Linked DNA regions of Homo sapiens: region 1 is linked to region 2. Evidence: read pairs that join two places in POLR2A ChIA-PET (ENCODE). Cell type or tissue: Panc1. All regions are shown on one strand. Each heading gives the region's core, and the rest is flanking DNA. Links, peaks and the distances in the headings are about the cores only.

The links. ChIA-PET counts read pairs that join two places held together with the same protein. Peaks named below come from ENCODE experiments on the same cell type or tissue, not always from the same donor. Only the 100,000 strongest peaks of a DNase experiment are listed, where the experiment ranks them.
Region 1: POLR2A ChIA-PET joins it to region 2 with 7 read pairs; 2 of 35 experiments call an interaction of 5 or more read pairs at or near these places.

What each region holds. Positions count from the first base shown.
Region 1 is chr10:117,547,380-117,554,948 of GRCh38, forward strand. It overlaps EMX2 (empty spiracles homeobox 2), which reads left to right. Exons shown (of 3, transcript NM_004098.4): 3 at 686-2,167. The coding sequence ends at 853. Among named protein-coding and RNA genes, the nearest start is that of EMX2, 8.4 kb to the left of the region's middle. RefSeq lists enhancers at 238-327, 2,310-3,654, 3,593-4,568, 4,513-5,304 and a silencer at 319-613. In Panc1, for the core only: no CTCF peak of the experiment used is centred there; no DNase peak of the experiment used is centred there; H3K27me3 peaks cover 4,073 bases.
Region 2 is chr10:117,649,818-117,657,386 of GRCh38, forward strand. No RefSeq gene overlaps it. Among named protein-coding and RNA genes, the nearest start is that of LINC02674, 81 kb to the right of the region's middle. In Panc1, for the core only: no CTCF peak of the experiment used is centred there; a DNase peak (open chromatin) is centred at 3,524.

The DNA of each region.
Region 1 (7,569 bases), core at 930-5,929, 100 kb before region 2:
CTCATTTTCCTAGCTATAAAGGTACAGCTGGGTTGGTCTGGAGGCCTACACACTCCATGTCCCTCCTGGCCTCCTCCAGCCCCATCCCCTTCCTGCTCACCTGTGAGAGTCCCCCGCACGGAGGATGCAGCTCAGGCAAACCCTGATCGCCTACCCAGGGCCCCCGCCACGAAGAGGAGACGCTATATTTAGGAAACGCCGCCCAGACCAGCAGAAAATAGAAAGCACATTGGGCCCTGAGGGGAGCTGCAGCAGCGGCGGACTGAGGTCTCTCTTGCACTCGCTTGCTGGAGGGAGTTAGGGACATGTCTCTTTTTCTTTTAATCACTTATTATTTTTGTAGGGGCTTCCCATGCTTTGCAAGGCTTTGCTCTCAGCGGGATATAGATGCCCTCTGCAGGGCCAGGAGAGATGGGGCTCAGTGCACTCCGGGCCACAGGGCCCTGGGGAAAGGCTCTTCAGGAAGCCTCAGAAGGGCAGGGAGCTGGGCTTCTGTTCCACCACGCACTAGCGGCCCTGCTCCCTGAGGGCAGGCCTTGGGGAGGCTGGACCTTAGGACTTGCATCTCGGGGGCTGGGTCTTTGCTGAGTCTGGAACTGGAGTCTGGGCTGGGTGAAAGGATCAGGCACTTGATAGAAGGGTGCTCTGAAAGAACTAACGCACCCCATCTGCCTCTCACCCGCAGGTAAAAGTATGGTTTCAGAACCGAAGAACAAAGTTCAAAAGGCAGAAGCTGGAGGAAGAAGGCTCAGATTCGCAACAAAAGAAAAAAGGGACGCACCATATTAACCGGTGGAGAATCGCCACCAAGCAGGCGAGTCCGGAGGAAATAGACGTGACCTCAGATGATTAAAAACATAAACCTAACCCCACAGAAACGGACAACATGGAGCAAAAGAGACAGGGAGAGGTGGAGAAGGAAAAAACCCTACAAAACAAAAACAAACCGCATACACGTTCACCGAGAAAGGGAGAGGGAATCGGAGGGAGCAGCGGAATGCGGCGAAGACTCTGGACAGCGAGGGCACAGGGTCCCAAACCGAGGCCGCGCCAAGATGGCAGAGGATGGAGGCTCCTTCATCAACAAGCGACCCTCGTCTAAAGAGGCAGCTGAGTGAGAGACACAGAGAGAAGGAGAAAGAGGGAGGGAGAGAGAGAAAGAGAGAGAAAGAGAGAGAGAGAGAGAGAGAGAGAAAGCTGAACGTGCACTCTGACAAGGGGAGCTGTCAATCAAACACCAAACCGGGGAGACAAGATGATTGGCAGGTATTCCGTTTATCACAGTCCACTTAAAAAATGATGATGATGATAAAAACCACGACCCAACCAGGCACAGGACTTTTTTGTTTTTTGCACTTCGCTGTGTTTCCCCCCCATCTTTAAAAATAATTAGTAATAAAAAACAAAAATTCCATATCTAGCCCCATCCCACACCTGTTTCAAATCCTTGAAATGCATGTAGCAGTTGTTGGGCGAATGGTGTTTAAAGACCGAAAATGAATTGTAATTTTCTTTTCCTTTTAAAGACAGGTTCTGTGTGCTTTTTATTTTGATTTTTTTTCCCAAGAAATGTGCAGTCTGTAAACACTTTTTGATACCTTCTGATGTCAAAGTGATTGTGCAAGCTAAATGAAGTAGGCTCAGCGATAGTGGTCCTCTTACAGAGAAACGGGGAGCAGGACGACGGGGGGGCTGGGGGTGGCGGGGGAGGGTGCCCACAAAAAGAATCAGGACTTGTACTGGGAAAAAAACCCCTAAATTAATTATATTTCTTGGACATTCCCTTTCCTAACATCCTGAGGCTTAAAACCCTGATGCAAACTTCTCCTTTCAGTGGTTGGAGAAATTGGCCGAGTTCAACCATTCACTGCAATGCCTATTCCAAACTTTAAATCTATCTATTGCAAAACCTGAAGGACTGTAGTTAGCGGGGATGATGTTAAGTGTGGCCAAGCGCACGGCGGCAAGTTTTCAAGCACTGAGTTTCTATTCCAAGATCATAGACTTACTAAAGAGAGTGACAAATGCTTCCTTAATGTCTTCTATACCAGAATGTAAATATTTTTGTGTTTTGTGTTAATTTGTTAGAATTCTAACACACTATATACTTCCAAGAAGTATGTCAATGTCAATATTTTGTCAATAAAGATTTATCAATATGCCCTCAGAGTAGTCGTCTTGGGAAATTGAAGTGGATCTTTAAAAATGTATCTCAGTAATTTGAGTGTGGTCCTTCCCCAACTAGGCTCAAGAAACCCAGGCTCCTCACCCACAAAAGGGCCAGATTGATGGATTCTCAGGCATTTTAAAGAAAGATGAGGGTGGAGAAGGGAGAAGATTAGGAAAACTTAAGTCCTTCAGAAAAGAGATGGGAGAAAAGTTTTTCAACCAGACTTTGCCCATTGTATGCCCTCCTGAGGGAGTTTAGTTTGAACTTCAGGTTAAAATGCTTACTTCTCTTAACCTCTGGTTATTAAAAAAAAACTGGACATATAGTTACACATTGAGGACTACTCTCCCAAAATATTGGGGAAAACATGTAGCAGAATCTTGCAACTTCTAAACTTTCTGACTTCAAACCCCAAAGTACAAGTCTTACTTTTCCTTCCTTTCTTTCCTCCTCTCCCTGGCCCCAATCTGCTGAAGGTGATGGGCCAAGCCCAAGGGCCTCAGCAGCCTTATAAGGCAAGTGTTCTGAAAAACCTTCAACTCTTAATTTTAACATTAAAGAAAAAGTTGTAATCAGACTTGGAGGAAACTTAGCTTTTTTCCCTCCCTCCTTCCCCCTTCTGGGGGTACGAGGTTGTTTTTGCATGCTTCATTTGCTTCTTATCCTGATAGGCTGCATTAATCAGTTTTATTTCCATTGATAGAGAAACCTCGTCTGTTCTGTTCGAGCTACAAAGCGTCCTGCGAGCTTTTGTGAAAGTGCAAATCAGTTTAAGCAATTATCATACCAGGAATATGAAGGGGAAAGAGGAGGCCTTGCCCAGTGGTCTCCTTTAATCTCTTAATCCACGGATCCAGGGGGGCTGCCTGGACATAATTTAGGACAATCTCCCCACCCTTTACACTGTGATAAGGCCAAGTTACAATGCAGGGCAAAAATACAAGCTTTGTTAACATCTTGCCTTGAAAAGTTAAGATTAGACATTCCGTGCACGTGTGGGGACTATAGGGCACTATGGAAATTTTTTCTTTTTTTTCTCCTCTTCTCTAAAGCAGAATTCATTCTCCGTCTCTTTCTCCTTTCCCCCATCTCTGCCTGTCTTCCACCTCCCCTCTTTCCCCCCATTTCTGTCCCTCTGTAGAAACCTGGCTGCTCATAGTGCATTTTCACAGACTCTTCTTGGAAGGTGTGTGTGCCGTGAGGGGATACACCGCCGCCGGGAGTTGCCGGGGGAGGAGGGAGACGGGGTGGCCTCAGGAGACCCGGGCTTGCGTCTCACAGGGACAGGTGCGCCTCGGGGTATCCTGGAAACCCTCGTGGGGCTTCCAGGCGCTTTGACAGCACGACCCTCAGTGACCACCAGCTGTCTCAAGCGCTTTGCAGTCAGTGCTCCCGGAAAGCATCCCTTTCTCTTCAACAAGTACAAATTACCTTTTCCTTCCACTCACCTTCCAAAACCCGGAATACCTCAAACACCGAGCTCATTCTTAAACATTCTTAAAATTCAGATGGTCTGTCCAGAAAAAAAAAAAAATTCCGTCTTAACAGAAGGTTTACTTCTGCCGAAATTATATACTTTATACTTTTTAAGTACAAGAAAACGGGGCTGGTGGTGAAGATTTTTCTTTTTTTGGGTAAATGTCCTATGTAGTGTAACAGCAATAAAATCATCACAGAATACTATTAGCTTTGAAAAAAAAACTAAAAGCTTTATTACAAACCAAGCTTTGAAAATAGGGGGGATTAGGCGGCTGAAAGGGTCCCACAATGGTAAGAAGAAAAGGTTTCATGCTAATGAGGTTAATGCCCTTTGTATCTCAGGCCTCCACATCTTCATTACGCGCTATCTCCGGCTGCACGGAGCGGCTCAGAGAGCCGCAATCCACTCCAACGCCCCCCTTCCCGGCCCAAAGAAGGATTTGATAGCAGCTCTGTTCAAACTAGATAATTATATCTTTTCAAGTCGGAATTAAGATAAAGAAAGTGAAGCAGAGGCGGCTCGCCTTGATCCACTGCAAACAAATTTGGCGCACTTTCGAGTCCTTCCTCCGCCTCAAAAAGGCAGGACAGTCAGCTTATTAGCCGCTCGTTTGCTTTATTAATTCATCTATTTAAAGTGGCAGGATTAGAGTGTCTAATGTGGACGCGGGCTGCCGTGGCGCTGAGGAATATAAATATTTGCGAGATGCCATCCCACGATGACTATCTGGGAGTGGGGCGCGGGGCAGGGTGCGCGTGTGCCCTGCCTCTGCGTTCCCTTCGCAGTGCGCGCGTGCTGAGCTGAGCAGGGGGTTGTAGGAGCCATGAGCCGCAGGTCTATGTGCCCCTTCGTGCTATATGGGTGCCAGCCCTGGATGCTCCCGGGCAGGGCTCAATGGGCATCGTGGGTCAGATTCTGCGCTCCTTCTGGGACACGGAGAACTGTATGCACGTTGCCATTGGGTCCTGCCTGGGACCCCTAATGGGGATGTAGGATACAAGTTTGATCCATGTTCCGTTTCCTTGTTAATTACTTGTGGACCTTCCCTGTGGGACCCCTTGGCCAAGCGCATGTTCGGGAGAGGCACGGGTTCTCCGTTTGCGCTGCCCTGAGAGGGTCAAACGGAATCTACCAAGCGCGTGTGCCGCGGCTACGTTCTCCTGCGAAGTACACATGGGTTCCGTGTGCGTTTCTCGCGGAGGCGCCAGAAAGTCCTAGGGTGAGAGAAGCCTTCGACCTCCGAACTTCCTGGCTCTCGTTCTGGGTGTTCAGTGCTCCAAGCTCCCTCTGGCTCTGCTCCTGGCAGGCAAGCCGAGCAGGAGCTGGCGCATTGGCTGCGGCCCGGAACCTGCCGGGCCACTTTTGTGCGAGGGGCGGATTGTGGCAGCCTGAGAGCCGCGCCAGGCGGGCCAGGCAGAAAGGGGGCTCCGGCCTGCGCTCGGCTTTGGAAACCTCGGCTCCTCCCCGTCCCCGCCTCGAGTCGCAGGAAACAAAGTCTGGGACGCGCAGGCCGGCTGGGGAGGGACTCTGGCTGCTCGGAGGCCTGGCCCGGGGCCCCACTCCGTGGTGGGGGTTTTAGGGCTGGTCCAAGTCGGTGTAAGGCTGGCAGGGTGAGGGTCTGTTCTTGTGTGTTTGTATAGGGTGAGAGCACTAGTTTGTGGTATAATGGCATTTGTGTGGATTGTGGAATAGAATTGTGTGTCTCAGCTAGGACTTTAGTCAATTTGTGTCAGTTCTAATTGTTTGAATAAGTTAAAGGCTGGAGAGGCTGGGGCTACTTATGTAGATTTGGTCAAGATGTCTAGCTGTCCTTGTGCGTCTAGATTGTTTTGAGTTAGGGCCAGCACGTGCAGTTGTGAGGCTGCAGAGTGCCTATGACGGTGTGGAAATGCAGTTTATTGAATGTGTGTGCCGCGGTCTGGTTGCACTGTGTATCTGCGAATTCGTCTGGAGTTGCACATCTCAGAAGATGGGGGTGGCCTCGGTGTGTGTGGCTTGCGGGGACGTTTCTCGGTGTTTGGATGGGGGTCCCTGTGATGGATGTCCATGCCCAGCCCTAGGGCAACATCTGTGTGTCTTGGGATCGAGGCGTGTGTGTCTAGTGAGGAGGCTTGGGCTGGGGTGTCGTTCCAGCAGCGCCCCACTAACTCCGGAGTTTGGCAAACAACAGCCGTTTTGTGTAACTGCGCATTTTTCTAGACCAGTCTTTATTATTCCAGCAATCAGCGCTGGAATTACTGGGGCGCCGCCTAGAAGCAACCGCCGGCGGGGCGGCAGAGGATGCCGGCCTCCAGCGTCGGGGGACCGCGCCCGAAAGCCGGGCTGCTTTGTGGGGCCTCTCGCGCCTCGCCCGCAGCTTCCGGCCCGCGCCCTCCGCTCGACCGCCGATTTTCTCGCCCCAGCCAGCCCCGTAGCCAGAGGAAAGTGGGAGTTTTGAGAACCCTCTGACCCCAGCCGTGACCCCTCTCCGGGAGGTGGCTTCTCCCGCAGGACCCGGTGCGCCAGAAAACTCTAGGCGGCGCCACGCTTGGAAGCGCAAGGTCCATTCATCAGCCGCGCCCCAGCGTCTAATTGGCCTTTTGTTTATTAGTGTCTGTTGCCCGGCTGGGAGTCTCCGGAGGGCCCCGGAGCTGCGAGTCGGGGTGCCAGAAGCGGACGGCGGGCCAGCGCCCAGAGCTGGGGTCCGGGTAGGGCAGAGGCGCGTCGCACTCCTCTGAGGGGGCGCCAGAGCGCGCCAAAGATCACGCCCACGTGCGGAGATGCGCGCATGGAGGCTGGACTCCAAGTGCTGGAGCCTGGTCCTCCCGGCTGCTAACGCCCCAGGCTTCGCCCCTGCCCCCACCTCCACCTGCAGACCGAGCCCTCCCCATCTCTCCACACCCTCAGGATTTCAGACCCGCCTTCCTGCCTCTCCTAAGTACCCATCCCAGGCGCTGGCCTTGTGGCTCGGTTCCGCTCACGTCCCGCCCTTCCTCGTTCTTCGTGCTTCGAGTTCATTAGTCGTGGCTCCGCCGCTAACCCCGGGGAGAAAGCTCCCCTTTTACTCTGGGTTTCCCTCCCTAAACACCAACCCGGCAGTATGGAGCCAGCCTCCTGCTTCGCTGGGTGGTGTGATTGAGAGAATGTTTTTGGCAAGGCAGGGAGAGAGGGACGAGACAGAGCACTCAAAATTCCACCTTCCTCACCAAGTCAAACCTCACCTTCCGATCCCTATCTCCCACCCAGTGTTCAATCTCCACATCGAGCCTCGCCATCCTCCTCCCTACCCCACACTTACTGCCCCTCCTCCCATTCCCGAGAGACAGTACAGAAGTAAGGTCTCCATTCCCAGCACAGGCACAAAGGCCAAGATGCACCTGGGGGTCCTGAAGGTGCTTGGGATGGGCATGCGGTCTCATTTGGAAAATGACTTGAGGATGATTGGCCTCGCCTGGCGGTGGCCTGGCTGCCAGCAACGTCTGGATGGCTGGGCCTCAGCCTGGCCCCAGACGTCCCCTGCTCCCAGCCAGCTCCAGGCCCTATATATAGCACGGGTCTCCATAGCCCTGGCTGGACCCTGACGTCAGAAAGAACTTGATCTTGCCTGCTTCGCTCCTGCTTCTGAAACTGATCCTTGAAATGAGAGAACAGACTCTACACAATTCCCATGGCCTTGACATAAGGTACAGCGATAAATATACACCACTAATGAGCAATTACCATATAATCACCTTCCAATTAGCTCGCATAATGATGAATTAAACATTCTAGCAGGCGGGATTAGGTTTCTTACTTTGTATATTATTTACGAAGGCTATAGCTTCTGCAAAGAACCAAATATCAAATTAGATGGGGGAATTTTCACTTGGGGGTAATTATGCATTCAGGCCAGCGGCTGTGTTCTGGTCACTTGTCAACTGAGGCCTCCTGCAAGGTACTG
Region 2 (7,569 bases), core at 1,568-6,567:
GGACAGGAACCATGTTGACTGACAGCTACTCTGTGACAATGTGCAGTTGCATTCTTACTCTTGATGTTGTAGTGACTTTGATTTGGGTGGCCATTATAAGACCACTTCCCTCTGTGGCTCTCCCTATAGTGATAATTATTGTAGAAGTCTTCCGACAGTGGAGCTTGGTGGATCTGAGATTCTGTGTCATCTGTGTCATTTTGGGGTCTGTTTCTATTGATTGATTTTTCTCCTCATTAATGGTTGAATTTCCCTGCTTCTTTGTGTGCCTAATAATTTCTGTTGGATGCCAGACATTGTGAATTTTACCTTGTTGGGTGCTTGATATGTTTGTGTTCCTTTAAATATTCTTGAGCTCATTCTGGGACATTGATAAATTATTTAGAAACCACTCGATCCTTTTGGAGCTTGTTTTCAAGCTTTGTTAGAAGGGACCAGAGCAGTCTTTGGTCCAGGGCTAATAATACCCTGTTGAGTACTCCACCTGGTACCCAATGTATGATGAGGTTGTGCCATTCTAGCTGATGCGAGCACAAACCATTCCTAGCCAAGTGGGAACCCTGGTAGTTATTCTGCCTGGTCCTTACTGCTGTTGTTTTTTCTCTTTCCCTTTTCTTGAGTAGTTCTCTCACATGCTCACATTGGGAGAAGCTCCATGGAGCAGTTTCTGCACAGCTCCTATTCTGAGCTGTTCTCTTCTTTCAGGTGCTCTACCATTCACAGTCTGGCCTTCATGGCCTCCCCAGACTCTTAAGTGTGTCTCTTTAACCCAAGGAGATGTCGAGCTCTGTTTGGGTTTCTCCACTCTGTGCTGTTTAGGAAATGTTCTCCAGGCAGTCAGCTGGGCAGTTGTAAGGTTTCCCTCATTTACTTTCCTTCTTGCCAAGATCACTGCCCTGTGCTGCCTGTTACACACTGTCTGAAAACTGTTTTTCATATCTTGTCTGTTTTTGGTTGTGGGAAGTGAAAGAGTATAAGCCCAGGGCCTCATCACAGCTGGAAGTGGAAGTTTTGGAGCCGAGACTCTTAGCTTTAAGATGCCAGCTGGGTCCCTTGGTCTCAATGTCTTCTCATCATTGTCTTATAATGCAGTGAAATAATGTCCCTAAGTGAGGCCCTAAAACTGGGAAGTCTTCATCCGGCCTGGGGATTTTGAAAAAAGGTTTTGGTTCTAGGAAAAAATAAGAAGTCCAGCAAGGCTTTTCCTAATGACAAGAAGTAGGACAGTATCTGCCATGAGGTACCCACAAATTGTTACCTTCCTGCTCAAAAAGCTTGCAAAAATGACCTTTGCTTGTATGATAAAAAGCAACATCCTGGACCCTATCTGTATCTTCAACCTCGTCTCCTGTCCTGCCCTCCTTCCTTCTGCCTCCAGCCATGCTGGGTTTCCTTTAGTTTGTTGTGCCAGCCGGTCGCCACATCTCCTTTTGGGCATGTTCTCACCTCCAGGCTCCTGTGCTTTCAAGTCTCAGCTGTGATGTCACTTTCCTAGACCAGCTAAACCCGCTTTGGGTCTTATAGCCCTCTGGATTCTCCTTTATGGCACTCATACCAGTGTGATGACAGAGGGCCTTGTTATCCTGAGGTGATCCTCCCTGAAAGGACACCTCAGACCAAGCCCACTTAACATAGGAGCCAGTATTTCATGGGAAATGGGATTTAAAGAAGATTTGATTAAGATTTTCTTGAAAACGGAGATTAGAAATTATGAACATAAATTTATTTTTATCTTATACTTACCCAATTTTAGATTCTAATTTCAACCACACACTGAAGTTTAGAGTGGACAAAAGTTGAATCAGATGTTGATAATTTCAAGCAATATAATTTTTATGACAAAATCGGATAATGGCATGAGATGGCCTCCCTTGTTTTGTAATTTTAAAAAAAAATTCTTTAAAACAAAAACATAAAGAAAGCTGTTTATTGCAGAAAGGGTCTAGGTCTTTATGCATTTGCCCAAGGGCTTCCTTTAACCACTTGATCCAACCATTCTGTTTTGACTATGAATTCATCATCCGTGGCAAATCCCTCTCTCTCTGTTGTTACGTGATCTAACTGTCAGAGCTTCATCTATCATTGGCTTGGCCTGGGGTTTAAGCTGTTCTTTAGCATCACTGTCGTAGACATCATAAAATCCTACAGCTTTGGTAAAGTCTTCAATTTTTTTTTTCAATTTGTTTGTACTGCAATTGCATCATACTGTCAGATAACAGAAAGAAAGAAACAAACAAACAAAAAACAAGGAGAGATGGAACAGAAATGATGACAGCTCTTTGGGCTGTGATAGATGCTGACATTATGTATGTTGTTTGAGTAGACACTGATCTTACAAGTGGTTAGTTCACTGAATATTTTTGAAATTCTCAGGCTAATTTCTGTTTCTCTATGAAACCTCATGAATGTGGACACTTGGCTAATAAATACTCAAGAGTATGTGGCCTCCCTATGTACGAATATTTGTGCATTTACTTGTTTAATGTTATCTCCCTCCCTGGACATCAGCTCCATCAGAGAGGGACCTCTGAACCACAGGGGCCTAGAACAGGTCTAGCCTAGAGTCAGGGCATGGTCAAATGTTTGCTGAACAAATATGCAAGCTCAAGAGGAACTGGGAGGAGAGGATCCTTGATAGAGTGGTCTCAGCTCATCGAATCATTCCGTTTTCAGTGATCTGGGCTCCTTAAGATCAAGCATTGGGCTGATTGGTTGAAATTGTTTCCTTATTGTTCTAGGGTAGTGTTTAGGAAAAGGAATGTATGGGCCAAGCTACTGCTCTTCAGGTGAAAGCAAAGGAGAGATGATTGCCCCCCAAGGGGAAGAGTTTTAGGGTTTTTACTCTGGGCTTGGCTAGTGAGGGTGAGTTGTGGATCTGTGTTAGGGTACTCAGGCTAAGCAGAAGCTCTGGGAGAAGAGAGTGCTGCTACTTCTGACCTCCACTGGGAGAGCCCCTTCCAGAATTCTCTCTGCTCCAACCTGGGAGGGGAATGTGTATGTGTGTAAGTTCCTTGCATGGTTTTGGGAGCTTGGTGGCTTCAGGCCTGTCTCTAAGAGACAAGCCTAGGAAGCTGTATATAATAAACCAATATTGTGGCTCCAGACAATCTCTCAGAAGAAATGCAGTGTCTTGGGTAATTTTCTTTACTTGGAAAATGTCACTCAAAGTGGCTTGCTTTGGGAACATTTTAGCCCCTGGAGATTACCTAATACTGGGCCTCTCACTCTTGGCCACACAAGTAACCCTCATGACAGATGAGAGTAGCCATGTACCCCTGAAGACACATGCTGGAAGGAGGACACTTCTTTGATGTTTTATTGGAAAATTAATGTACATTTTGCATTTGATTTCAAGATGTGCTCAGGTTTACTTTTATATAAAAATACTACCTCCTCAAAAAAAAAAAAAAAGAAAAAGAAACCCTTCAAGTGAGTCAGGCTTGTGTGCTCTCAGGCAGTAACACAGGGGTTTCCACACCCCAGTTTGTGAAATGACTCATGTTAATGACTCATTTCTGGAATAGTAACTCTTCACCTCAGCCACTGCAATGTGGAATGCACCAGCATCATCAGTCTCTGGGTCCTCCTTAGCACTGATTCTGGGTTAGAAAAGCAACAACTCTCTTGGCTAGTGTACACCTTCACTTTCATGAAATTACAGCTCCTTCCAGAGAGCAGTTAGATGTTCATTATGATCTAGTTTGATCATTTAAGAAAACAAAGAAAATATATATATGCTACACATGTTTTAATTTTTCTTCTTACTGACTTTCGAAAAATAAGTTGTTGGATCAGTTTCCAGATAGGTAGAAGTTTGAATATGGGAGTTGAGCAAATTCTTGAGGTTCACTAAGGTTTTTCTTCTCATTAAGATCTGGGGGATTTCTTTTCTGAAAGGCCTAGCCCCTGCTCTGCTCCTGCATTTTCTGAAGCCTTTACATCCCAACAGAAAGCTCTTTCTGGATTTAGATGTTGACAGTAATTTCGTTTCTTTACATGCCAGCATAAGCTACAGTTTCTTTCTGGTCAGCATTTTTCAACTTCATATTTTAGCCCAGAATCCAACAACACCATTAGAAAACTGACGAAGCATTTTATATTTGTGCTCCCTCGTCAGGTAGCTAAATCTCAGAGCTTGACATTTAGGCACATAAAAAAAAAAAAAAAAAAAGCCCCAGATACTGTGCTATGCGTCAGCTGGTTCATACAATTTTACCACATTCATGATATTTTTGTTAATAAGATTTAGTATCACAGAATGAGACAGAACTAGAAGGGGCCTTTAATGATCATTTAATTTAATCTCCTCATTTTTAGTGGAAGAAACTAGGCACCAGAAAGGTTTAGTGACTTACCAAAGGTCACACAATGAGTTAGGAACAGGGTCCCAGTCTGCTGACTCATTCTGGGATACCACAATATAGAGTTAACTTTTGCTGCATGTCAAACTGCCCCAGTGTTAATGGCTTAAATTGCTTATTTAGGTAAAAATTCTGTAGGTTAGCAATTGGCCTGGGCTCAGCTGGGTGGTTCTTCTGGTCTTTGCTGGGCTGGGCTGATCTTGGCTGGGCTTACTCATGTCTCTGCAGTCAGGTAGTATGTTGGCTGGGGCTGGCATGTGATGATGGCATCATCTGAAATTACTGAGATAATAGAGGCTTCTCCCATGTGATCCCTCATCTTCCAAAATGCTAGCCCAGGTTTGCCCTCATGGCAGTTACAGGGTTCCAAGAGCAACAAGGGAGAAATCTCTCAATGTGCAATCATTATTTTAAAGACACTACTTATGTCATGATTGCTAATGTCCCATTGGTCAAAGTAAGTCACAAGAACAAGCCCAGATGAAAGGGAATGGACAGAGAGAGAGAGAGAGAGAGAGAGAGAGAGAGAGAGATAGGATATCCTATAGGCCATCTTTTTAAGAGTCTCACTTCTAGTTACCTGGGATGACAATAATGACATGCAGTTGTAAATGATATCATGGGCTAGCCTCTTATAATTGAGTTATTTCAGTTCATCTGGTGCTGGTAGATTTTACTTTATTGTATATTATTTTCTCTTCAAGTACAATCTATTGTAGGTGGACATATGAGAGAACCAAAAAAAAAAAGGTACTATTTCTTGTTCCCCAGTTTATGATAAAAACTCTCTTTAAGCTCCCAAAATGCTGTTAAAAAGAAGCTCAAAGGATCTGTGGATCTATCCCAATATTTATTTGTAGGTTCAAGGAGCAATAATAGTTCTAGCCTTCATATTTTAGGACCATTATATGGTTTGTACATGAAGCTCATTCTTTACCCCATTTGACTTTCATAGTCTTCCTGTGGAGTAGCTGGGCATGAGATATTTGCACTATTTTACAGATTGGGAACTAAGGCTCAGATTCTCACTCCTCCTGCCCCGCCCCACCCTACTGCCCCAGGAATTGCCATGGGACTCCATAGGTGTGATGCCTGTGTTAATTTCCTCTTCCCCCAAGTCTAGAAGCCTGTGGAGAACCCCCAAACAGCTCTCCCTCAGCTCTGTGATTTCTCTCCAGTCTCAAGGTTGGAGGACCATTTTAACTGTGCCATTCTGGGAAGAGGGTTCCTGCCTTTTCTTTACTGAGAGGAGCCAGGCCACAGATGTGGGCTCCTGGCCTCCAACTTTCCTCTCAAGGTGCCTCAATTTGTCTGAGTGTCATCCCCTCATCCTCGGAGGGTCCTCCTCCTCCACCTCCTTCTCTAAGTTTAGTCCTTCACTGGGATCCTGATTCCATCCCTCTCCTTGCTGGGCTCAGGGAAGGTTCCCTGGAGGAGGTGGTGTGTAAACTGACCCCTGGATGATGAGGAAGGTCTTTCTGGTATCAGGCATTGGCAACAGTTTGAAGTATTTTCTAGTTAAGAGGAAATGGTAGCAATCAGTATGAGAACTGTGTGGCAGCTTTCATGACTGGAGGTTAGAGTGTGTTATTAGGGGCAGGAGGAAGGGAAAAGATGGGCCCTTCCCTCAAGTGGCCTCACCACAATCTATCCCACCTCAATGGAAAATCACTGGCTGGTGGGAATACGTCTTAGAGAAGGGTCCAGCTTGCTAGCCAGAGGCCACAGGTAATAGCCACCTGGTGCTTTCCCCTAGCTGGGACAGATGAGCACATATTCTCTCATGCTCTTGGAAAGCCTGGAGTGGTGTAATAAGGACCAGCATCCAACCCTTTGCCGGATTACTGAAGGCAGGTGGTGAGGAAGCCACACTCCACACCAGTCAGCATCTCCTCCATCAGACCTCAGGGCCTGGAAAAGTCATGTCTCCTCTGAGAAACTGCTGTGCTCTCCTTGGGTTGGTTTGTGTTTCATCTGGTGGATACCATGCATAGTTAGACTGTCATTGATTGTAGTTTCCTTTCTTCTTTGGCTGCTAGGAAGCTCCGAGCTGAGTGTTTTCCTAATGTATTTTAAAGAGTAAAAATCAGTTTGTTGATTTTTATAAATAGAAATATAATAATAATTAAAAATTTTCAACAGTGCAACAATGTATGAAAAAGAAAGTTTAGGTTTAAAAATCACTCCAACTATTACCATTAGGTAAAAATATTACAGATATTATTTTCTGTCTCTCCGTTTGTGGAGACACACACACAAACATACACACATGCAGTTTTCCATATATGTCAATATTCATGAATGGACTTCCATCTATCTATCTATCTATCTATCCATCTATCTATCTATCTATCTATCTATCTATCTATCTATCTAATTACTTATCTATATCTACCTCTCTACTTATCTTCTTTCTCAGTCTCTCGTTCCATCAATCAACCAATCAACCAATCAATCAATCAATAGATAGATAGATTGATAGATAATGTGTGGAAGTCCATTTGTGAAAAACAAATCATATGAATGATGCTTGTTACTTTTAACATAAAGACTTGAAGTTGATTTTTCTTAAATTTCAAAAAAGAAAAAGAAGCTAAAGGCAAGTGGAATGAATGGTTGAACTTTTCACCACAAGATACATTCTCTTCTAAAAGGTCTAAGGTTAAGACAGGAGACTGTGGAGAGAACATTGAGGTTGGGGTAATGATGTTTTTCTAGATGCGTTGTTTCGCTTTCAGATACTCTCAGTCACCCCCTTGCTGTGAAAGATGAGGAACTGAGCACCTCACACCTCCTACACGCTTCTTTGAGGAGTTATAAAATGTTCACAGTTCACACAATAGTTTGGTATTAATTCTATGTTTAAATAGATTCTATTGTTACTACTGGCCATTTTACCACCCCTTCTCCACTACTGAAATCTCGATTTCCATTTATCTCTTAATTAGCTGGTTTCATGGGCAAGTAGTTTTGTCAAGAAGACACTGTATTCACTGAGTTTTTAAAATTTCTGTTTTGTACTTACCTTCATGTCTGAGAATGTCTGTTTGTTGCCTTTCTATGAGACCAGATCCTTGGCTGGCTGTGGTACTCTTGATTTCCTTCTCCCTTTAAATGGGGTATCCTTGCTCCATTGTCTCGGAGGAGGAATGTTGCCTTAGGCCTGAGGGCAGCCTGACCCTCTCCTTTCTTGATGATCATAGGCTTT